Regions from separate parts of the Mus musculus genome. Here region 2 is linked to region 1. A link is a loop called in an ENCODE intact Hi-C map of the cell type or tissue named here. Cell type or tissue: left cerebral cortex. All regions are shown on one strand. Links, peaks and the distances in the headings refer to the core of each region. The heading gives the core; the rest is flanking DNA. Region 1 has its middle 27 kb from the start of Gm31240. Region 2 overlaps Gm40678 (a long non-coding RNA gene).

Region 1 (11,814 bases), core at 1,896-9,895:
TTGGCTAAACTTTGTTCCACCTTTTGCAAACAAGCTCTGGCTAAGGGTGTTAATTGGCAAGGAGATTGTAAATTGGAATCTCCTGTCTTCCTTTATTAGGACAGTCTCGCTTGAAATGACCTGGCTGCCCGCAAGAGAAGCATCCCCCTGGATTCCCCCCTGACGTCCACCCTGACGATGAGTCTGTCTTTGAGCCTGAACTATGGCTACCACTAACCCCTGGTTGGTCAGTGGAGTGTCCACCACCTCTCAGCAAACCTTTAGCCATACATCCAGCAGTTTGCTCTTATAAGGGCATATGGCATCTCTGCAGGGTTTATTGGCCGGCTCATAGGCTAATTGTTTGACCAATGGCATTGCAGCATCAACATCCAGAAATACTCTCCCGGCTGTCTCCACTAGTCGTGCTAGGAAGTCTGCAAACTTCTCATTGGGTCCCTGTATCACCTTAGACAAGCTGGTCCCAAGGTCTCCAGTACCTGATAGCATCTTCCAAGCTCTAAGAGCACAGTTATTAATCTGCTCATAAACCTGTATAGGATAACCTGTTTGATTGTTGGCAAAATTTCCTTGCCCCATTAACATGTCTATATTCCAGACTGCATTGGGGAGTCCAGCGGCAGCATTAGCCACAGCCTGCTCAATAGCATGCTCAATATAAGCAGCCTTCCATGTTAAATGACCTCCTCCTGAAAGAACGGCCTTGCACAGGTTCTGCCAATCAAAAGGCATCATGCAGTACAGCTGTAGGGACTCAACCTGAGTTACGGTAAAGGCAGCCTGGATCCCATAAGTCGAAACTGACTCCTTCAATCTTGTACAACCTTCCAATCCAGGGGTTCATGATACTGTTGCCCCTGTTGATCCTGAATATTGGGAAGGGCCCCGCAACGGTGGGCACATCTTTCCAGACTTCTACATGAAGACTATGCTTTCCCCTTTTGTCTCCCTCATCTTTATAGGGGGGAAGAGAAGGCAACAGAGGGGCTGATGGTTCGGGCGGCCTACCGCACCTAAAACTCAAGAGGAACATCTGACTACAGATGTCACTGTCGCTATCAGTCCTGTCGCTGTCACTAGTAGACCCTTCAGAGCTAGATTCCTTCTTCTCTTTCTTATCTTTGGTTTGTTGTCTAAACTGTTTAGGTTTTCGGCTGCTAGCCTGAGAAGCAATCTCCTTAGCCTCCTCAAGTGCCGCCACTCCTTCCTCTATTTCAGCATTGTACTTTCCACTGGCATCCCTCAAGCACGCCCTGACCAAGTTCCAGATGGCTAACATCCCTACAGGTAGAGGGTTTTTCATATTAGAAGCTTGGAGATCCCTTCCCAAAGGCTCCCAGCACTGTTGATTAACATACCCTTCCTCTAAAAACCATGAGACTTCCTTGGAGAGGATGTCTAGAAATCTGTCCACCGTCTCTGCTTTCATGTTAATACCACTTCTTTTTTTATTATTACATATTTTCCTCAATTACATTTCCAATGCTACCCCAAAAGTCCCCCATACCCTCCCCCCCACTTCCCTACCCACTCATTCCCATTTTTTTTTTTTGGCCCTGGCGTTCCCCTGTACTGGGGCATATACAGTTTGTGTGTCCAATGGGCCTCTCTTTCCAGTGATGGCCAACTAGCAAACACAGAAGTGAATACCACTTCTTTTAAGAAGCTGGGTCAACGCCATTTATACTTTCACTTTAGATGCAGTTGAACCCATGTTGCTGAAATTCCCTTCATCTCTATTCCTGAGAACCTTAGTGCTCTGTCCCCTTTTTTCCGGAAAACACAGAGACAAGAACTACACGGACACCAAGACGGGTTCACTCAGCTTCCACAGCTTCCTCTTTACTTGGTGCAAGGACTATTCTTATATAGTAGCGGCAACTGACCTCATCTCATTCCACACCACCTCATCCAATCAGAATCACACACGCTCCAGGCATGAGCTCAGGTTGGTCACAGATAGGCTGACAGATCTGGATCACGAGGAATAATCTAACTTGGCAGGCAGCTTACGCATGCAGTTTCACTGCGCATGTATGGGCAAGGCAGTAAACATGTGGGTCTCACGGGGCCTGGCAATGGGCCAGGGCACCATCTTGGCTATTGCAGCTGCACCGGCTTTCCACAACAAGGAATTCATAATCAACATACAGAAAGAAGTTCTTCATGGCAATCGACACCCAAAGGCAGAAGCACAGGGTGGAGAGGTGGCTGAGAGGTGAAGGAGCTACCCGTCAATCAGAGACAAGAGGATCCTGGAGGAACCAGCCAATCAGTGAGCTCCATGTTCAAAGAGAGATCCCATCCAAAAAAATAAGACAGAGACCAATGGAGGAAGACACTGAACCCTGACTTCTGATCTCTCCACACACAGGCATGGCCACAGGCACCTGCACAAATATAAAAACACACAAACACACACAAATTGTTGTAAAAACACAAGCAGCTGCTTTTCAATGAGAGGATCTAAACTGCTTTGAGAAAACATTTGTAAAGACATTCAACTTGGTTAGTCATCAGGGCGATGCAAATTTTAAAACTGGCATCATCCCTAAACACTCAAAAATGTCAAAAATAAAAAAAGACCCACTGGTACTGCATAGAACTGTATCTGTAAGAAAAGACAGTATAGCGAAGAATGGGAGCATCCCGGCTGACGCGAACACACAACGCTTGGGCAAGTTATCCCTGATGCTACAAACCAGAATCCAGCCACATGTGAAGAGGGAAACTTGGGTGGGAAGTGAGAAGAGTTTAGGGTTGCCCCTCTGTCCTTGGTGTAATAGATTTTCTTCTTGCAGGAGATTCGATATCTGTCTTCGTTCCATGGCACTCCACCAAACTGAATGCTTAACACCTGTGGGCCTCCCTTTTCACAAGTGAAAAGTTTATGAAAAACAGCAAACCATAAGACAACTGTAGCCATAAAAAGGCAATGGTGCAAGTTGGCAAGTTTCTAATGATCTCGCAATCGTGAGACATCTACTAAACAACAGGATGGCGTCTGTTGGTCCTCTAGTTTCTCTGTAAGCTCTTCATAACACCTTCTAGCCGGGGCCTCTGAGAATTGATTCACCTTTAACAAGGCATGATAATAGAGAATTGGACCCTGCTTAGCAGAGGGTGCCAGTATAATGCGGAACAGGCAAACAAACGGGCAAGCTTCAGTCAATGCCTCTATGGCTGGGATAAAAAGCCACATCCACCGCAACTTAGAAAAGGGAGGATTTATTTGGGGCTTATCGCTGGAATAAGAGCCCATCACCATCATGGTAGGGAGTGTGGCAGTGAGCACCAGGCGCTGCAACAGGAACCGCTGAGGGTGTTGAGGGCTCTCATCTCAAACCACTGAAAGGAAGCAGAAAGCAAACCGGAAATGGCGATGAGCCTTTAAGCTCTCTCAAAACTTGGCCCCAGTGACATACTTCTTCCTCCAGTCATGCCATACTCGAACAGCATCAGCAACTGGGGATCAAGTATGCAAATGTCCAAGAATATAGCAGACACCCTATTCAAATCAGAACATTACAGTGAGATAAGGGCTATTTTATTGCCTAGCACAGTGCTGTGCCTAATAATATTATGTGAATCTCAGAAGAGCTCAAAGGAATAATTTTCATAATCCCAAAGCATTGATAAATACTTGCGATGTAACGTATATACTAATTACCCCCAATATTACCATTTTACAACATGTTTACATTGAGACATTGCATTGCATTAAAGAGGTCAGCTCAGGAACTTTGGAAAATTCCACCAGACTCCTCCCCTCCTGGAAGAGAACCCCTCTGGAAGGGAGAGGCTAATTAACATTTGGGGAACCGACCATCAGCCATCTGCGGGCGGGGGAGGCCAGAGCATGTAGATACATTCTGCAGGATAAACCAACAGTTGGCCACCTACTTACAAGGGAAGTTCTTGCCAACTCATTTCCTAAAGACCAGTCCCTGCTGTGCAGGGTCACCACTTCTCCTTCTGGTGTAGGACGACCCCATCGAGTTGGAACAATAAATTTCTCTTGCTTTTTGTATTGATTCCCGGCTTCGAGTTCACTCAGGGGGTCCCTAGTAAGCTGAGGCTCACCAGAGTCTTCCAGTATTTCACAATTATATGTAAATATTCACTGATCAAAGATAAAAAATTTGGAGGGTTTCTTTTTTTTATTTACCATAGTAGAGTGCTGGACTGGTGGCTCCGTGGTTAAGAGCACTTGCTGCTCGTACAGAGGACTGGGGTTTGGTTCCCAGCACCCACATGGTGGCTCGCAACCACCTATAACTCCAGTTCCATAGGATCTGGCATCCTCTTCAGGCCTCCGCAGGTGTCAGGCACTCATGTGGTACCCAGATATACATGCAGGCAGACATTCATACTCATAAAGCAATATAAAAATAAATCTATGTAGGAACTGGGATCCAGGAGAGGGTGAGGGAGGCAGACTCCAGAGACCAGCATTGAAGTGCAGATCTCCTGTATTGTACCGCAGCAAGCGATTTTTTTATACAGCCTATAGACCAAGGGGAAATCCACACAAGCTCTGGTGTAGCCAGTCATCCCATTGGCACTTATGGGGAGGTGCCAGGCTGGCATCTTCAGGCCTCAACAGGGCGGGAGAGCGCGGGGGGTGGGGGGGACAGGCAGGAAGCAGCCATCACCCTGTTCCAGACCCATTCTGAGGTTGCACTAGTTTGCTAGAATTCTTTATTTTGTGTTACACGGTATGCCAGTAGACAGGGGCACTCGTACTCTTACAACAATATGGATGCCTCCTACGGGGTCCACCTGGCCCCACTCAGGGGCCACAGCACCCACACTTTTAAGTAAATAAAATACAATATTTCCTGCAAACGAAGAAAGTGGGGGTGGGGGGGAAGAGGTCTAGAAAATATTGAAAATTTGAAACTTTGGTTAGTCTTTTTTTCTCCAGATACCCTTTCGCCAGGCTGTGAGCAGCAGAGACAGCTGGAGAAAAGAAGCCTTGAGGGTCATCAGACCTCAGTGAGAAGGGACGCCTGGAAGTAGTTAGTATAACCTGGCCATGCACAAGGGGGCGCTGGCAGCACGGTAGCAAGCAGGCATGTCACTCCTGAACCGTTTTCAAGATCTTCAAGCCCAGTCCCTGGACCAAGAGCCTGCAAAGCCAACCCGCTAGCAGTACCTGGTCTGGTTCCGCCCAAGCTGGCCCCCTCTTGATACATATAGCAAGCCCCTCTCTAAATAACTTTCAAATGCAGGGAGCAGATATAAAGCAGATTCCCCCGCTCTAAACATCCCTTAGACCTTAGCACAGTAAACTAGATGCCATTGGTACTGATCTGTCCTGGGGGGGGGGGGGGCGTTTTCTCGTTCCTCTATGAATGTGTAACGGGACTGAGGTGTTTTCTCCAGAGTCGGGGTGGGGACAAAGTCAGGCTGTAGAGATTTGGGGGCAGGCAGAGGATGCTGTCCGCTGCACGTTCTGCACAGTTCGAGGGGGACAGAATTTACTTTGTGAATAAAGCGTTTTCCGGCTTGCCCGCCTCGAGGCCCGACATTCTCATATAAATCACAACTTTATCTTAGAGCAACTAAGACTGCCATGGGATACAATGTGATCAGACAAGATTCCCCCCCACACACACTCCCCCACCCCTCCCTATCCCTATGCTGCCCTCATGCTCACACCACTACTGCTTTTGGAGTTTACATAAAGAAGCCAAAGGCAGAGATCAGGAGGCAGGTACATTGGAGGAGCATGAAGGGCCCGGCAAAAGTACCCGTTCATCTCCATAAACTAAAACCTCCAACACCATTGGGTTAAGTACTAGAGGACACCAGTCCTCATAAGCAGACAACAGCGCAGGCTTATGACAACCTTGGGTGACAAGCCCAGCAGGGATAACAATACATGAGACACATGCAGCAAGTGAAGGCTTAAACACCTAGACAGGAAAGGACACTGAAGGACCATCAGTAACTCCACGAATTACTGCAGGTGGCTAGATAAAAGCCAGTGGTCCCTTCTCTCCTTCCGCCTACAGTCACATCAGTGACGAATACTCGTTCTCCCTGTGACCTATGTTTTCAAATCTTGGTCCCCACATCTGGAAGGCAGTAGAACTTTCAGAGAGTGGTCCCTGGGTCACTGAAGATGCAAACCCTTAAAGACTGATGTTGGACTGTTTTCTTCCTTCTCCTTCCTTTCTTGCTCATGATATTAACAGGCGTTGTTCGGCGGCTCAATGCCTTCCCAAACCCCTCCCCCCAGCACACACACACACACCAGGTCTTCCCAATCAGTCGTTGGAAGCTCCAAAATCACAGGGCAAAATAAAACTGTATCTCCAGTATTATGTCATAGCGATGAGAGAGGCCATTCCCGCCCCCAGTCTCGGTGCCCATGACTGCTGGATGAGTGGGTAAATCATACCAGCCCTAACTGGCCCCATGCTGACCTAAATTTGGCAAGTGCAGATGGACTGGAAAGCCGGGATTTGGACTTGTGGTATCGGTTCCCAAAGAGTCAAGTGTATCAGGATGGGACGTGGGGCTATTAGGCGACAAAAGAAACTGCAGTTCCGCTTGTACGCCCCGGGTTATCTGTTTTTAAATGGAGGTAACTAGAGCACAGCAGCGGCAAAGGCAGGCCACGGAACTCATGTGCTGACAAGTGAGATTAGCTCTGGTACAAGCTTTTACCTCTGTAAACGTTTAAACAAAGGTGTGCCGAGGATCCGAGGATGCTGAGACCAAAGTAAAGACTTTATTAGCTGGTGTTTCTCGTCCCTGGAGTTCCTTTAGAAAACACCCACAGCGAATGATTAAATAACCGCCAGAGTATAAGGATGCACGAAGAGCAGAAAGCAAACCACGTGATCTGCTTTGTCTAGGGAAGGCGCCTGCTACCTGGCAGAGTATGAGAGCAGGCATTTTAACTCTGCCACCAGTAGGAGGCGCTCTGGATCCCCTTGTGTTAAACCCTTCAATCTAATCAAGAACGTAAATTCAGAGAATGGATAATCCCACATATGCCATTTTCCCACATACGCGAGTTTTTCGGTCTTTGATTTTTTTTATTTTGTTTTGTTTTGTTTACCTACCCACACCTGAGATCATATGCAACAAATTCAATTAGAGCAACTGTTGACTTAAGAGTTGATTTGCACCGGGCGTGGTGGTGCACGCCTTTAATCCCAGCACTCGGGAGGTAGAGGGAGGCGGATTTCTGAGTTCAAGGCCAGCCTCGTGTACAAAGTGAGTTCCAGGGCTATAAAGAGAAACCCTGTCTCGAAAAAAACAAAACAAAACAACAAAAGCAAACAAAAACAAAAAAAAGAGTTGATTTGGGTTTGGGTTTGTTTTATTTTGTTTTGTTTTGTTTTGTTTTTAAACAGCCAAGCCTCTCTTCAGCCAGCTTTTCTCTTAAAAAGATAATTACACTTTGAGATGGAAGGCATTAACTATATCCCTAGGTAGTGGATTTTGAACTTTGCAAGATTTATGCCTGTTCCTTCGTAGTTAAAGACACTCGGCTTAGAAGATTGCAAAGTTAAGTAGAAATGGCAATTACCCAACTTACAGTTCCCTGAAAGCCTTTGGAACCTAGGAAATACAGAAACCAAGGGTTTTTTTCTTTTTAATGGAGAATAAAAATGGGATCACAGAAATCAGCTTTCTAGAACAAGGAAGAGCACTCAAAATATATCTCAAGACCCAGAGGACAATGGTCAAAATACACTTCAATAAGTACTTATTATATTCATGGTTGGGCTTTATTCATTTAATTTTCATTTATTTTAACCATACGGGTATTTTGCCTGCGCGTGCTGTACACCACATACATGTACGGTCCCCATGGTAGCCAAAAGAAGGTATCAGATGCTCTGGAACTGCAACTACAGACAGTTGTAAGCTGCCATGTGAGTGCAGGGAATCAAGCCCAGGTCCTTGGCAGAGGCAGCCAGTGTTCTAAACTGCTGGGCCATCTTCCCTCCCTAAGTCTTTAGCCACCTAATAATAGCCATTTAGCTCGCTACTCACTTGTGCAAACCCATACATCATCAAAAGTAAAAAGTTACAATCTTTTTTTTTTAAGTGTATATATGAAGAAGTACAATCCAGTTTTCTGGTTCAACAGAAAACAGGGGAACAGGTGTTCATGTCCACATGCACCATGCACCTTCCACGTTTGTGAGAGTGTGCGTGCGTGCGTGCGTGCGTGCGTGCGTGCGTGCCTCCCCGCCCGCCCCCTCCCAAGAAAGAGGGGAGAGAGAGAGAGGAAGACAGAGGGGAGGGAAGGGGAGGGGAGGGGAGGGGAGGGGAGGGGAGGGAAGGGGAGGGGAGGGGAGGCAGAGAGAGGAAGACGGGGAGGGGGACGAGCCACTATCCTCCTCCACCATGTACATGGTTCTGGAGGGTCCGAACTCCCATCCTTATTATATATACTTGCCTCTCAAATACTTTAACCACTGAACCATCTCTCCAGCTTGCACTATCCCTTTAAGCCCATAACTCCCCTTCACGAAGCAGCCCGTCCTTCTGCCCCCAGTGAGCAGCTGTTTGGGACAAAGTTTATCATTTTGCGGAAATTTCAGTTCGAAGGAAATCTAAAGCCTCTCGAAGGTGAGGAGAAGGGAAGGCTATAATTTCCTGCGCTGACATCTCCAGCACCTGCTGCTAATCAAACACCTGCACCAGGACATGATGTTCCTGTGATTGGCCATCTCAATTGCCGTCTCCAGAGATCACTGTCCCAGCTGACTATACTGGGACCGCATTCATCAAAAGCAGAATTTGGGCGGGCAGAACGTGACTGTTTTTCCCAAGCCAAAGGGATGGCACCACTTTGGAAAAAAAAAAAAAAAAAAAGCCAATGTCTTTAAAGTAGAAGAAATAATAGATTTTTTTTTAATTTTACTATTAAACGGAAACTCTGCATTCTTTATGGGTCGTTTCCAAATCCCTAAAGTATTACATTTATTTATTTGCTTGCTTACTGTGTGAGGATTGAGAGAGAGAGAGAGAGAGAGAGAGAGAGAGAGAAAGGAAAAGGCTGGTTGGGAACACATGGAGAGAGGGAGAGGAAGAAGATGGGAAAAGAAGAGGGAGAGAGAATAGTTCCTACCTGTTGCTAGCTAACAGGCTGGGTGGAGCCTAGAGGAAATGCTAACATTATGCACATAAAAAGATCAGAAGATAGACTTGGAGAGTCATCTCTCTTTTCATCCTCCCCCCATGCCTCTCGTGTGTGTGTGTGTGTGTGTGTGTGTGTGTGTGTGTGTGTGTGTGTGTGTCCTGAGAATCAAACTCAGGTTATCAGGCTTGTATCAGGTGCCTTTGCCATCTCACAGGCCCTGGCCACTCATTTAAACAAACAAACAAACAAACCAAACTGTAATGCTAACCAAGAATTCAACAACCACAACACCACAACTACAGCAGACAGCAGATGTTATTAGACGCGTTCTCACGCCCGGCCAGGAAGAACACGGCAAACCAGAATCTTCTGCGGCAAAACTTTATTGCTTACATCTTCAGGAGCAAGAGTGTAAGAAGCAAGAGAGAGAGAAAACGAAACCCCGTCCCTATTAAGGAGAATTATCCTTCGCCTAGGACGTGTCACTCCCTGATTGGCTGCAGCCCATCGGCCGAGTTGACGTCACGGGGAAGGCAGAGCACATGGAGTGGAGAACCACCCTCGGCACATGCGCAGATTATTTGTTTACCACTTAGAACACAGCTGTCAGCGCCATCTTGTAACGGCGAATGTGGGCGCGGCTCCCAACATCTCCCCCTTTCCTTTTAATAAGAGCAAATAGGCCACCCATATTAATGAGAGTGGAGATAGAGGTCAAATCCCCAGTGTGTAGGTAAAGGAGCCATGTACAGGATTAGCTCTTAGGCTCACAGGCTTTTACCCAGAGCAACCCTGACCTGCTCCCGTGTCGTTTTGCCTGGAGAGAAGGACACTTGGACACTCAACCTTCTTGAAAGATGACATGTCTCCCTAGAATAGGCTCATATATGCCGCAGAGCCTTTCTACTGCAGTGCTTAGCCGTGCAACTCTCTCGGGCTGCTGAAGCACACTCACTCTATCCCGTGCAATGAGACTAGCCTCGTGAGATGTAAGAGCTGAGTGGCCAGCGACCTATTGCCTAAGCATAGATATATCAGGGGAAGCTCCATGTTCTAGTCCTGCAAGCGCCTGGGCAATAACCACCTTGTCTCTCCTAGTTTGGGCCTTAAGCTTACAGACCAATCAAAGAAGCAACACTAATCCACAGCAAAGTGTATCTCCAAATAATATTAATCCCACCCATTTTTTAAAGAAGGAAAATGCTGAGGAGATCCAATTGGGTAATCCTTTGGTCAGCGACAGGTCCAAGCGCGTGGAGTTGACCTGAAGTCTCAATTCCCGAAGGATCTGTTCAAATTCAGCCATCCAATTCTGTAACATATACTGAAAAAGACTTTTTGACAAATTAGCTGCCCTAGTAAATTTAACATACTGAATGGAAGTAACACACAATCCCGGAAACTTTTGTTTACATCCCAGCTGAGTTATTTGTCATAATACATCTAGTTGTATCTGGACAAGATCTATGAGTTGATTAACCAGCATGAGACCTCCCTGTATCTTGACATTAGCTGAGGCCTGTTTATCTATGACTGTAGTCACCGAGGCTGACAAAGTGTTAATGGTGTCAGTCGTCTGGACCTGTCCAGACAGAGCCAAGGCTGTCTGAATCAAGGCTAAACCCAGTTCCTAGTTAGTGGTAAAAGAGCAGGAGAATACTTGAGCATTATACATCACCGTCATTGGGAGTGGAAATGTCGACATTATCCCCCAACGCTGCTCTCTCTTTATTATTGACGCCCTGGACATCACCAAGACGAGGGACATCAGTATTCCCTTGGTCAGTCTGGATTTTTCGGGTGAGTCTTTCTGGTATCCAAAATGGGTTGTCTTCATTCTGTGGGAAAACACAGATAGCTCCCCTGGATCTTATCAAAATAGGATCCGGGCCATACCATTTATTATCAAGGACATTTTTCCATTTAACCATCTCATTGGGCCTATCTGGCTCTGTACAATGACGTTCAGCCGCAGTATGGCCATGAGCATCAATATTTAAAAAATTGAGTGTAAAGAGTGCCAAAGACACAGACACTCTTGGTGCTCGGGGTAAAATCTCTTCAATTCCCCTCTTCTGTTTTATAAGATAGGTTTTGAGGGTGCGATGCGCACGCTCAACAATACCCTGTCCTTGAGGGTTGTATGGAAGTCCAGTCAGGTGGGTCACATCCATCTGACGGCAGAACTGTTGGAATTTTTGAGACGTATAAGCTGGTCCATTATCAGTCTTAAGGAGTTTGGGTTTCCCCCAAGCACTCCATGCCCCAAGACAATGTTGAATCACATGTGAGGCTTTTTCTCCGGTTAACGGAGAAGCAAACATGATGCCAGAACATGTGTCAATGGACACATGGAGATATTGAAGTTTTCCAAAGGAAGAAACATGTGTAACATCCATTTGCCAGACCTGTAGAGGTCGAATACCGCGTGGGTTAATTCCCACATGAGGAACTGGCAAGAACTCACAGCAGCTTTGACATTGAGTAACAATGTCACGGGCTTCTTTTCTTGTCAAGGAGAAACGACTGCGTAATGTTTCAGCCGTCACATGAAAATTGTTATGAAAATTTCTTGCAGCCTCTACCGGGGATGATAGGGCAGCAGCCACCACTTTAGTGGCCTTATCTGCCAAATCATTTCCCAGAGCCATGGGGCCAGGTAGGCCTGAATGGGCTCTAACATGAGTAATATAAACAGG
Region 2 (11,814 bases), core at 1,555-9,554, 88 kb after region 1:
GGAGGGCTCACATGTCAGTGTGAAGCGCCAATGTAAAAATGACGCAGGTATGGTGGAAATAGAGAGGGCCCTCAAGGAATCAAACATGGGGGCCTGGGGCGCAGTGGGTAGGAGAATATATTGCTTTTGCAGAAGACTCAAGTTCCGTTACCAGTACCCAGAGACACCTATAACCCAGCTCCGGGGGCTCTGACGCCCTGTCTGGACTCATTCAGAAGCATTTGCATGCATTCACATACATACTGCACACATATGTACGCATATGTATTCACATATGTACGCATATGTATTCACATATGTATATACTGCACACACACATTCACACACACATACACACATATGCATATACTATACACACACACTCACACAAACATACTCCACACAGGCACATACACACACATGCATGCATTCATGCACATTCACACACACACTCAAACACACACACTACACACACACTCACCTACAACATACTACATACACATGCACACACATATGAATGCATGCACATGCACACACACAAAGCACACACTCAAATACACATGCATACTATATATACACATACTACACATACACACTCAAACACACACATACTACACACATGCATACACACTCAAACACATACACAATAAAAAAATAAAAACGTATCTAAAAAATTAAATACTGGAACTGAGTTACAATTCAGCAATTATGCTACTAGGTTTTAGAGACCTAAAGAAAATGAAGTCATCAAAGAGAGTGAGGAGATGTTTACATCCCCGTGTTCTTTACAGCACAATTGAAAATAGCCAGGAGAATGAAACAATGCAAACATCTGCTGGCAAATGAACAAACTGAAAACATGGCATATAAAACATGATGTATGAAATAGGGCACTCAATGAAATAGTATTCAGATATGAAAATGAAGGGAGTCTTGCTGCTTTCAGTGACAGAGACTAACCTGGGGGACACTGTGCTCAGTGGAGTGTGCCAGGCTGCTAGAGAAGCACAAATACCAATGACTTCATGTGTGAGAGCTAAATATAACATAGAAACAGTAAACAGAAGTCCCCAGGAGCTAGAGAAAGGGGCAGGGTGAGCAAGGGAAGTGGAGAGATGTTTGTTAGTGTGGGCAAATGTTCGGTTATAAAACTAATAAGTGTTGGCTGAAGATGTAGCTCAAGGGAAAAGTGCTTGCTTGATATTCACAAGGCCCTGGGTTCAATCCCTTGTACCACACATCAAAAATAAGTTCTGGAAGTCTATACACAACACAGTCACTGATTATAACTAATAAAACTCTGTGAGTCTCAATGAGTCCATGCAGGGACCCAATTCCATTGGGATGGAAGGACCCCAACTGAATTCACAGATTCAGTTTTAAAGCCAAAAAGAGGAACATTTGGAAAGGGTAGGTGATCTATACCTTAATATGTGGATTCTATCTCTGGGGGTCTGGGTGGTGCTATGAATCAGACTAACTATGCTTGCTTCATGCCAAGGAGAGGTAGCTCTTGACCTCTTGGCCACAAGCTTGGCTAACTGACCTTTTGAAAGCTGGGCAGGGGTACCTCTTGACATAAGCCTATGGTTGTTTCAGTAACTCATTTCCCCAGTTCTGGGAAGTAGAAACTTAGACCCTGTCTCCTAAACTGCTAGTCTGTAGCCTGTCATGGAGTCAGCCTGTGCAGTGTATGGTCCATACATATGCACATGCACATACAGATACATACATGTGATGTGCACTGCATACTCTACTTGTGATGTGCAGTCCATGGATCCATACATATGTGTGTTGGTGTGTATATGTGTGTATAGATATATTCAGTTCACGAATATATATATGCAAATATAAAAGGTGCATGGATCCATACATATGTGCATGTACGTGCACATACACATACATGTACATGGGATGTGCAATGCATGGACCCATGCACATGCATATGCACATATAGAAACATATTCTTGTGATGTACAGTGCATGGACCCATACATATGTGTGCTTGTATGTGTGTGTATGTGTGTGTGTATACATGTATGTATGATATACAGTACATGAATATATATGTATACATAAAAGGTGCAGTGCATGGATCCATACATATGCACATACAAATACATACAAATGTGATGTGCAGTGCATAGATCCATATATATGCACATGTGTATACACATAGATACATATACATGTGATATACAGTGAGTGCATGGATCCGATCAATCCCATCATCCTTAAAGGCAAGGGTTGCCTTTTCTCTCAGACAGAGCCTGCTTCCAAACTCTTTCTTAATACATCCTAGATGGCCTTGTACTTGTGATTATCCTTTCCCTTACCTCCTAGTCTGAATCTGCATAACTATGTGATGTGGATAATGTATTGATTAGCTTGGCTACAGTCGTCATTTTACACTCTCACACACAAAATAATCCAATGTTGTTTGTCAACCACAGCTCAACCAAGCTAGGTTGGGGGGCATCTAATTGAATTCAATCTCCAGATGTGACTCAGACAAGTCCTTGTATCTCTTCATGACTTTTGCAACCAGTGGATAGACTTATACATTGTATACATTGTATACAATCCTGTGCTGGGGAAGAACCTGGTAAAGTCATTCAGTTTACCCATTCTTCTGGCTTTGAGAAAAACTAAAGAGAAATTACCTCAGACATACAGATTTATACCACTAAAAGCAACTTTAAAAATTGTCCAATGTAAGTTTCCTAGATGTGAAAACCTCCTTTCTTCAATCAGCCACTGAACACTGTAGAGGAATTTTAATCCAGCTATTCTGATCACATCCAAGAACAGCTAAATTTGTGTGATTCAGCTGGAATACAGACTTATCACATGCCTTTAATCCCTCTGGCTGGAATACTGATAGGCCCTTAGCACTCACCTTCAATCCCAAACAATGATGTCTAATTGAGGGACAGACAAAGTGATGAATCAGAGAAAGATTTGACAGGGTAGGATACACCCAGTTCTCTCGAAAACAGCACAGGAAAGAGACAATTTAAGAAGAGGGCAGAGAGAGTTCAGTCAGTCGTAGTCAGTCGGCTGGAGTCTGTGCAGAGTTCAGGGCAGTGGGGTTGACTTTGTTCTTGAGTTCATGCAGTTTAGTGCCAGTCAACAGTGGCAGCTGAAGCTAGAAAATAAGGAGGAGCCAGAAGATTAGAGCAAATTGCAAGAGTTAGTCTGAAGCCAAGCAGAGCAATTCAGTCAGAAGCTGAGAGAAATCAGATTGACTCAGTCAGCTTGAAGAGGAGCTTGAGGCAGAACGGCTGAGTAGAAACAGCCAGCTAGAGTCCAGAAAGAACTAGAAAGGGTGAGCTTATTCAGCAGTAAGCCTCCGATATGACAATTATATCTAGCAAATAAAAGCAACATCTATAGACCACCTCCCCAGTGTGTCATCCTAAGTACCCAGGACCTGTCCCACCCTTACATTGTGACATCATTGGCAACAGATGGGGCCCTAGGCATGCCTTTGCTATTTTCCTGTGGTTTGTTGTTTTTACCTGCATGTCTTGGTAGCTTATTTCCACTCTTTGGCTAATGTGATATCTAGGCTTCTTAAACATATGTCCAAGAAAAGTGTTTTGTTTGGGCTTTGTCTGGTTTGGTTTTAGAAATAGAATCTAATCGTGCAACCCTGGCTGGCCTCATGCTAGCAATCCCCCCTGTGGGTTGAGCATGCACCCCTGACCCCATTCTCCCTGCTATCAGTCCCTGTTACATTGCTGTCCCCCACACATTGGTTCTGAACTGTCTTCAGGGGACACAAGCGTCTCACTGCTTGCTCAGCTGTATGTCCTTAGCACATCTGTTCACAGTCTCACTCTGTTCTGTTCATACCAGGACACACCTTCACCTCATTGGCTTATTATTCACTTTTGACTTTTAACTGTATTAGTTTGTTTGTTTATTTTAGAAGGGGGTTATCCACACGCCACAACATATATGTGGAGGTCAGAGGACAACTTTTGGAAGTCCATTCCTGCCCTCTACCATGTGGGCCTTCAGGCCTAGCAGCGACCATCTTTAGCCTCCAAGCCCAGCTTATTATTTATTCTGCCACAGAGCAGTGCCTTCTACACAATGTTCCAACACAAAGCAGCTCAACAGAGTTAAGGGTTCTAATGAGCTTGCAGTAATGGTACCACCACTGCCTCCAACAGCCTTCCCTTCCTCTCCTCACCAGTCCATGGAGTTCTTAAACTAATTACATCATCCTTACAAAATCCAACAGACTGGGCCTCCCGGAGATGACAAACAGAGCCTCCAACACACAAACCAACAGCATTTCTCGACTTACTCATTTTTGAATTTCCTATAGAGGATCTCTTTGCATGCATGTGGTCCCCCTGCAGGAGACATAGTCTGATCCCCAATTTACAGATTAAACAAACTGAAGTTTGGATCGCATACGCAACACAGCCAAATACACATGTTGAATAAATCGCTGTATGAGTTAAAGACAGATGGGAGAGGGGGTGGGTAGATAGATAGATAGATCGATAGATAGATTATAAATTGGTAGGAGGTAGATGATAAATGGAGAGATGATAGATAGATAGATAGATAGATAGATAGATAGATAGATAGATAGATAGATAGATAGATAGGTAGATAGAGACAGGCAGACTCGAGTCAGCTATGAAATAGTAACAACAAAAGAATCACATCTGAGAACTAAGAATCCAAAGGTTACTCTGTCCTTAGGCTAGTGCCTCGGAGCCCTGGTTGTCTTGCAATGGCTATCTTCTACTGGGGCAGGCCCAACAATGGGTAGTTGGACAGTCCACAAGGCTGGGTACCTCAGCATCCCAATCTGGCTCCCGAAGACAGAAGCTCCCTAGAGAACCATGATAGAAACTTGGAAATGCTGGTTCTACTATCAGAGCAGGAATCTACAGCTCAGGGGCAAGAGGGAGCCCAAGCGAGTGGAAGGGGAGAAACCCTGCGCCCACCAAGCCCTTTTCATCTAGAGAAGATCCCGCCCGCAGTCATGGTGAGTCTTCCTGCATCAATTTACCACAATAAGGACAATCCTTTGGGTTAGGCTTCCTCCCCCGTGGATTCTATTTGTGCCAAGAGTACATTAAAACCAACCACACCAACATCTCCACCGAGGTCAGCCTGGATTTCTGCTTCTACCCTCGACTTTTCTTCCTACGTGAGAGGAATGAAGCCACTACAACGCCATCATGGAACAAGTATCTACTTACTGGGTAATGGTGAAATTATTATGGTATAGTTCACTGGACCATAACTGTACCGGGCTCTAGGCATTGGCTGGAGCAGAACCTACCCTGTCTTCCTGAGGTTGACTGTCAGGCAAATGGCAGATGCATTCATTAAATGTAAGATCCAATAATCACTCTACTATTACACTGCAAAAGTGCTATGAAGGAAACAAGTTCCCTGCCGTGAGCCAAGTGTGAGTCCCAGGGCTGGCTTAGTCTCAGGGAAGGAACTATGGAGTCAGAAGCAGTGGGAGGCGCCTTGCCGGTCTGCCAGGGTCTCGGAACCGCAAAGGGCAAGCATACTTCTGGCCCACCACTCTGCATTACTGGCCCTTCTCTTCTCCCCTAATTGGCGCCTTGAAGGTGTCTCCTGCGTTTTCCCTTCACGCCCAGTGCCTGGCTATATGTTCAGCTTACCCTGGCACTGCAGCACCACAGCCACGCAGAAAAAGTCCCACGTAAAGCGACACCATTCAGAGAGAAGAATTGGCCCAAGTGATTAGGGCACGTGTTGGGTTCTATTTGGCGGGTCTGAGTCCCGAAGATTTAGAGACTATTATTTCCTGAGGAAGAGGAGGCTGGTGGAGGGGATGAACAAGCTATTATGCTGACACCAAAATTAAGGCAATGTTCTGACACTGTTCTGAACTGAGCAGCAAGCTGGGTTCCTGCCGCCCATGAGCCTTGCCTTTGCTACCATCTGCTGGTCACTATGGGAAATGCGCTATAACTCACCCAGACCTCTCTTTTTTTTTTTTTTTTTTTTTTTTTTTTTTCCATTTTTTATTAGGTATGTAACTCATTTACATTTCCAATGCTATACCAAAAGTCCCCCATATCCACCCACTCCCACTCCCCTGCCCACCCACTCCCCCTTTTTGGCCCTGGTGTTCCCCTGTACTGGGGCATATAAAGTTTGCAAGTCCAATGGGCCTCTCTTTCCAGTGATGGCCGACTAGGCCATCTTTTGATATATATGCAGCTAGAGTCAAGAGCTCCGGGGTACTGGTTAGTTCATAATGTTGTTCCACCTATAGGGTTGCAGATCCCTTTAGCTCCTTGGCTACGTTCTCTAGCTCCTCCATTGGGAGCCCTATGATCCATCCATTAGCTGACTGTGAGCATCCACTTCTGTGTTTGCTAGGCCCCGGCATAGTCTCACAAGAGACAGCTACATCTGGGTCCTTTCAATAAAATCTTGCTAGTGTATGCAATGGTGTCAGCATTTGGATGCTGATTATGGGGTGGATCCCTGGATATGGCAGTCTCTACATGGTCCATCCTTTCATCTCAGCTCCAAACTTTGTCTCTGTGACTCCTTCCATGGGTGTTTTGTTCCCAAATCTAAGGAGGGGCATAGTGTCCACACTTCAGTCTTCATTCTTCTTGAGTTTCATGTGTTTAGCAAATTATATCTTATATCTTGGGTATCCTAGGTTTGGGGCTAATATCCACTTATCAGTGAGTACATATTGTGTGAGTTTCTTTGTGAATGTGTTACCTCACTCAGGATGATGCCCTCCAGGTCCATCCATTTGGCTAGGAATTTCATAAATTCATTCTTTTTAATAGCTGAGTAGTACTCCATTGTGTAGATGTACCACATTTTCTGTATCCATTCCTCTGTTGAGGGGCATCTAGGTTCTTTCCAGCTTCTGGCTATTATAAATAAGGCTGCTATGAACATAGTGGAGCATGTGTCCTTCTTACCAGTTGGGGCATCTTCTGGATATATGCCCAGGAGAGGTATTGCTGGATCCTCCGGTAGTACTATGTCCAGTTTTCTGAGGAACCGCCAGACTGATTTCCAGAGTGGTTGTACAAGCCTGCACTCCCACCAACAATGGAGGAGTGTTCCTCTTTCTCCACATCCACGCCAGCATCTGCTGTCACCTGAATTTTTCATCTTAGCCATTCTGACTGGTGTGAGGTGGAATCTCAGGGTTGTTTTGATTTGCATTTCCCTGATGATTAAGGATGTTGAACATTTTTTCAAGTGCTTCTCTGCCATTCGGTATTCCTCAGGTGAGAATTCTTTGTTCAGTTCTGAGCCCCATTTTTTAATGGGGTTATTTGATTTTCTGAAGTCCACTTTCTTGAGTTCTTTATATATGTTGGATATTAGTCCCTGTCTTAGTCAGGGTTTCTATTCCTGCACAAACCTCAGGACCAAGAAACTGAGGTGCTGGCTGAAGGAGAAGGAAATACAGAATGGGTAGTAGAGGAAGGTAGTTATAAATACCAATTAAGGCCACGTAACCAGTTGCAGAAACGAGGATTATAAAGTAATATGAATGCCCATTGTAAATTTACTAATGCGTTTGCGATTGTACGAGGGATAGTTATATCATGTTAGGCGTATTTACAACCTTGTTATTGTTTCATGTGAACATGAGATATTATTTGTGTCAAGTTGACAAGGGGTGGATTGTAGTGGCTATTCCTGGTTGTCAACTTGACAATATTTGGAATGAACTACAATCCGGAATTGGAAGGCTCACCAGTGACCCTTATCTGGAGGCTTGGAGATCCTTATCTGGATCTTGGTTTGAAGATCTTGAGCCACAGTGGCTATGGATTCCAGAAGATTGAATCTCCGAGTTTAAGGAACACACCTTTAATCTGGGCTACACCTTTCATCTGGGATTAAAGGTGTGGCGGAACACACCTTTAATCTGGGCTACACCTTCTGCTGGAGACAATATAAGGACATTGGAAGAAGGGAGTCTAGCTCTTGCTCTTGCTCCTTCGCCTGCTTGCCGTGTGAGACTGAGTAACTGCTAGATCCTTGGATTTCCATTCACAGCTGCGACTGAACAATTGTAAGGAATTGGGCTGCCGACTGTAAGTTATCAATAAATTCCTTTACTAACTAGAGACTATCCGTAAGTTCTGTGACTCTAGAGAACCCTGACTAATACAGTCCCCTATCTGATTTAGGATAGGTAAAGATCCTTTCCCAATCTGTTGGTGGTCTTTTTGTCTTATTGACGGTGTCTTTTGCCTTGCAGAAACTTTGGAGTTTCATTAGGTCCCATTTGTCAATTCTCGATCTTACAGCACAAGCCATTGCTGTTCTGTTCAGGAATTTTTCCCCTGTGCCCATATCTTCAAGGCTTTTCCCCACTTTCTCCTCTATAAGTTTCAGTGTCTCTGGTTTTATGTGAAGTTCCTTGATCCACTTAGATTTGACCTTAGTACAAGGAGATAAGTATGGATCGATTCGCATTCTTCTACACGATAACAACCAGTTGTGCCAGCACCAATTGTTGAAAATGCTGTCTTTCTTCCACTGGATGGTTTTAGCTCCCTTGTCGAAGATCAAGTGACCATAGGTGTGTGGGTTCATTTCTGGGTCTTCAATTCTATTCCATTGGTCTACTTGTCTGTCAGTATACCAGTACCATGCAGTTTTTATCACAATTGCTCTGTAGTAAAGCTTTAGGTCTGGCATGGTGATCCCGCCAGAAGTTCTTTTATCCTTGAGAAGACTTTTTGCTATCCTAGGTTTTTTGTTATTCCAGACAAATTTGCAAATTGCTCCTTCCAATTCGTTGAAGAATTGAGTTGGAATTTTGATGGGGATTGCATTGAATCTGTAGATTGCTTTTGGCAAGATAGCCATTTTTACAATGTTGATCCTGCCAATCCATGAGCATGGGAGATCTTTCCATCTTCTGAGATCTTCCTTAATTTCTTTCTTCAGAGATTTGAAGTTTTTATCATACAGATCTTTCACTTCCTTAGTTAGAGTCACGCCAAGATATTTTATATTATTTGTGACTATTGAGAAGGGTGTTGTTTCCCTAATTTCTTTCTCAGCCTGTTTATTCTTTGTATAGAGAAAGGCCATTGACCTCTCTTGATCTAAGGAGCAGGCCTGGATTCTTTTGGAGATAGTCTGTTCCTCTAGGAGGAGGCTGAGCTTTTCCAGCGTCCTGCCGAATGCAGTAATCAGTCACTCATTCCACACCCCACTGCAGCTTCTCAGACCTTTTTAAATCCTCGCAGCCCCAGCAAGCAGCCCACTGACTGACACAACAAAAGTGGCTAATATTGTTCCCTTCTGAAACCTCTTGAGCTGGCTCTCTCCATAGGCCAAATCCCGGTAAGTTTTAGATCAGCTTGACACAAGTTAGAGTCATCTGAAAGGAGAGAGCCTCATTTGAGAAAATGCCTCCATGAGATCCAGCTGTAGGGCATTTTATTAATTAGTGATTGATGGACAGGGTGGGGGAGGGGTGCCATCTCTGAACTGGTGGTTCTGGTTCTATAAGAAAACAGGCTGATTGGAGAGCTGACCCTGCCCCTCACTGGCTGTAGCACTTGGGAGATTGGGAGAGTGGGCCCTGCACCTCACCTGAGAAGCACAGTAGAGCTGGCCCTGGTGGCACAGGCATGGGTGAGCTGGCCGAGGTTGTGAGAGCTGGGCTGCCCCCTGCCAGCTGCAGCACTTAGATGAGCTAGCCATGGCAGTGCTGGAGAGCTGGCCCTGGTGGTGTGTGTGCAGGAGAGCTGGTTGGCTAATCAACTCAGCTGTATATCCAGGCCCACCCAACACCTACCCTATCTATGATCTGCTGGAACTTGTGAAGGGGCCAGTCCTGCAGACCGTAATCTGCAGAATCTCCACGACACAGAGCAACAACAAGATATCTGAGAGGAGTCCTGGAGAGGATCCAGTATTGATAGTTAGCAGAAGCCAGAGGCTCAGAACCACACTAATGACTCATTACAGTGAACATATGCAAATGAAGATGTTTGTACAAAACGGTATACGGTGGGACCCACTGCAGCTTCCAGGGTGTGGTTTTGGGGTGTTTTAAATTTTCTTTGAGAGGAGGGGTTGCCGGGGCAGAGGTGAAGGGACTGAGAGAAGAGAGGGATTGGAGTGAAGATGGGAAATTCACAAAGAATCGGTTAAAAAAAAAGTTGAAAGAAAGAAAGCATCGGTAAAAAGTTGAAAGAAAGAAAGAAAGAAAGAAAGAAAGAGAGAGAGAGAGAGAGAGAGAGAGAGAGAGAGAGAGAGAGAGAGAAAGGAAGGAAGGAAGGAAGGAAGGAAGGAAGGAAGGAAGAAAGAAAGAAAGAAAGAAAGAAAGAAAGAAAGAAGGAAAGGAAGGAAGGAAGGAAGAAGGGAGGGAGGGAGGGAAGGAGGGGGAGGGAGGGAGGAAGGAAGGAAGGAAGGAAAGAAAGGAGGGAGGGAGGGAAGGAAGCTGAGCAGCAAGCTATCAAGAGCAAGGCAGTAAGCAGCATCCCTCCATGGCCTCTGCATCAGCTCCTGCCTCCAGGTTCCTGCCCTGCTTGAGTTCCTGTCCTGGCTTCCTTCAGTGATGAGCTGCTATCTAGAAATGTCAGCAGAATAAACCCTCTCCTTCCCATGTTGTTTTGGTTATGTGTTTGTCATCACAGTAATGGTAACCATAAGACAAGCCTCAAATTTTGTAAACATTCCAAAGACACACAAAGAGAAAAGGAAGGAACATGGCTTCCTATCTGCCACCTTCCTTCTCCAAAGCAGTCCCTGCTCCTTCATCCTGGTGACTCCTTGTTGGAAGTTCATAGTGGGGACAGAGGCCCCATGCCTGACCTCGAGGCACTCGTATGTCAGATGGGACCCGTGTCTGGCAGATACCAAAGTGTTACCTAGAGACCCAGCAGGCCAGCAACTGTTTCCAGACCAGATCTGCATTTACTTCCAGTTCTGAAGGTCATTTGATGGACCGCCCTCCAAGAAAGCCATTGTCTATCGTTTAAAAGTCAGAATCCCTCTGCTGCTTAGCAACCCAGTTACAAATACAGGTGGAGATAAGGGGAAATCATTGCATTCAAGTTCCCCCACACACCGCTCTGCAGTGTGCCCCCAAACAGCCAGTCCCCGCAAATACCTCATCCTCCAGCGTCCTGAGCATTGGCACGAGAGACATTCAGCTCCTCACAGAGATCCTTCCTCAAGGCTGGAGAATATGCTGACACCGTCCTTGTCTTTAACACGATGACTCAGAACCCAAGCTGTTGAATTAGAGCCCAGATGCAGTGACTTTGGACAAGTATTTCTTGATTTAAATAAGGGGGGGGGGATAGGGGCCCCAGAGATGACTCAGTTGTACTTGCCCTACAGGTAAGGAGACCTGAGTCTGATACACAGAACCAGCCTTTTAAAAATGAGAGTGGTGGTACACACTTTTAACCTCAACTGTGGAAAGGCAGAGACAGATGGATCCTTTGGGTTTGCCAGACAGCCATCCTGGGTGAATTGGTGAACCCCAGGTCCCAGTGAGGGACCCTGTCTCAAAAAGAAAGGAAGGAAGGATGGATGGATGGACCCCTAAGGGACAGCGTCTGAGGTTGTCTTCTCCTCTGACTCCACCTGCACTTACACATGTGTGCACATGCATCCTCTGTTAGTGTGCTAAGACCCTTGGACCAATAGCAGTTTAGGGGAAGAAAGGGTTAATTTGGATTACTCTTTCATGTCAGAGTCCATCCCTGAGGGGAGCCCGAGCAGTAACTCAAGCAGGAACCATGGAAAAACTCTACCTGCTGACTCACTAGTGCTTCTCGTTCTCCCTCCCTCCCTCCCTCCCTC

Evidence for each region. Peaks named below come from ENCODE experiments on the same cell type or tissue, not always from the same donor. Only the 100,000 strongest peaks of a DNase experiment are listed, where the experiment ranks them.
Region 2: a loop joins it to region 1, with 4 times the contacts of the local background. A loop is called at or near these places in 4 of 42 quality-filtered maps.

The regions. Positions count from the first base shown.
Region 1 is chr10:66,713,056-66,724,869 of GRCm38, forward strand. No RefSeq gene overlaps it. Among named protein-coding and RNA genes, the nearest start is that of Gm31240, 27 kb to the right of the region's middle. In left cerebral cortex, for the core only: CTCF peaks have their summits at 5,048 (motif pointing right) and 6,942 (motif pointing right); DNase peaks (open chromatin) are centred at 2,555 and 5,057.
Region 2 is chr10:66,801,883-66,813,696 of GRCm38, forward strand. Gm40678 (a long non-coding RNA gene) reads right to left here. Exons shown (of 3, transcript XR_871772.1): 2 at 11,114-11,237; 3 at 2,068-3,127. Among named protein-coding and RNA genes, the nearest start is that of Gm40678, 22 kb to the right of the region's middle. In left cerebral cortex, for the core only: a CTCF peak has its summit at 5,916 (motif pointing left); a DNase peak (open chromatin) is centred at 5,903; H3K4me3 peaks cover 401 bases; H3K27ac peaks cover 264 bases.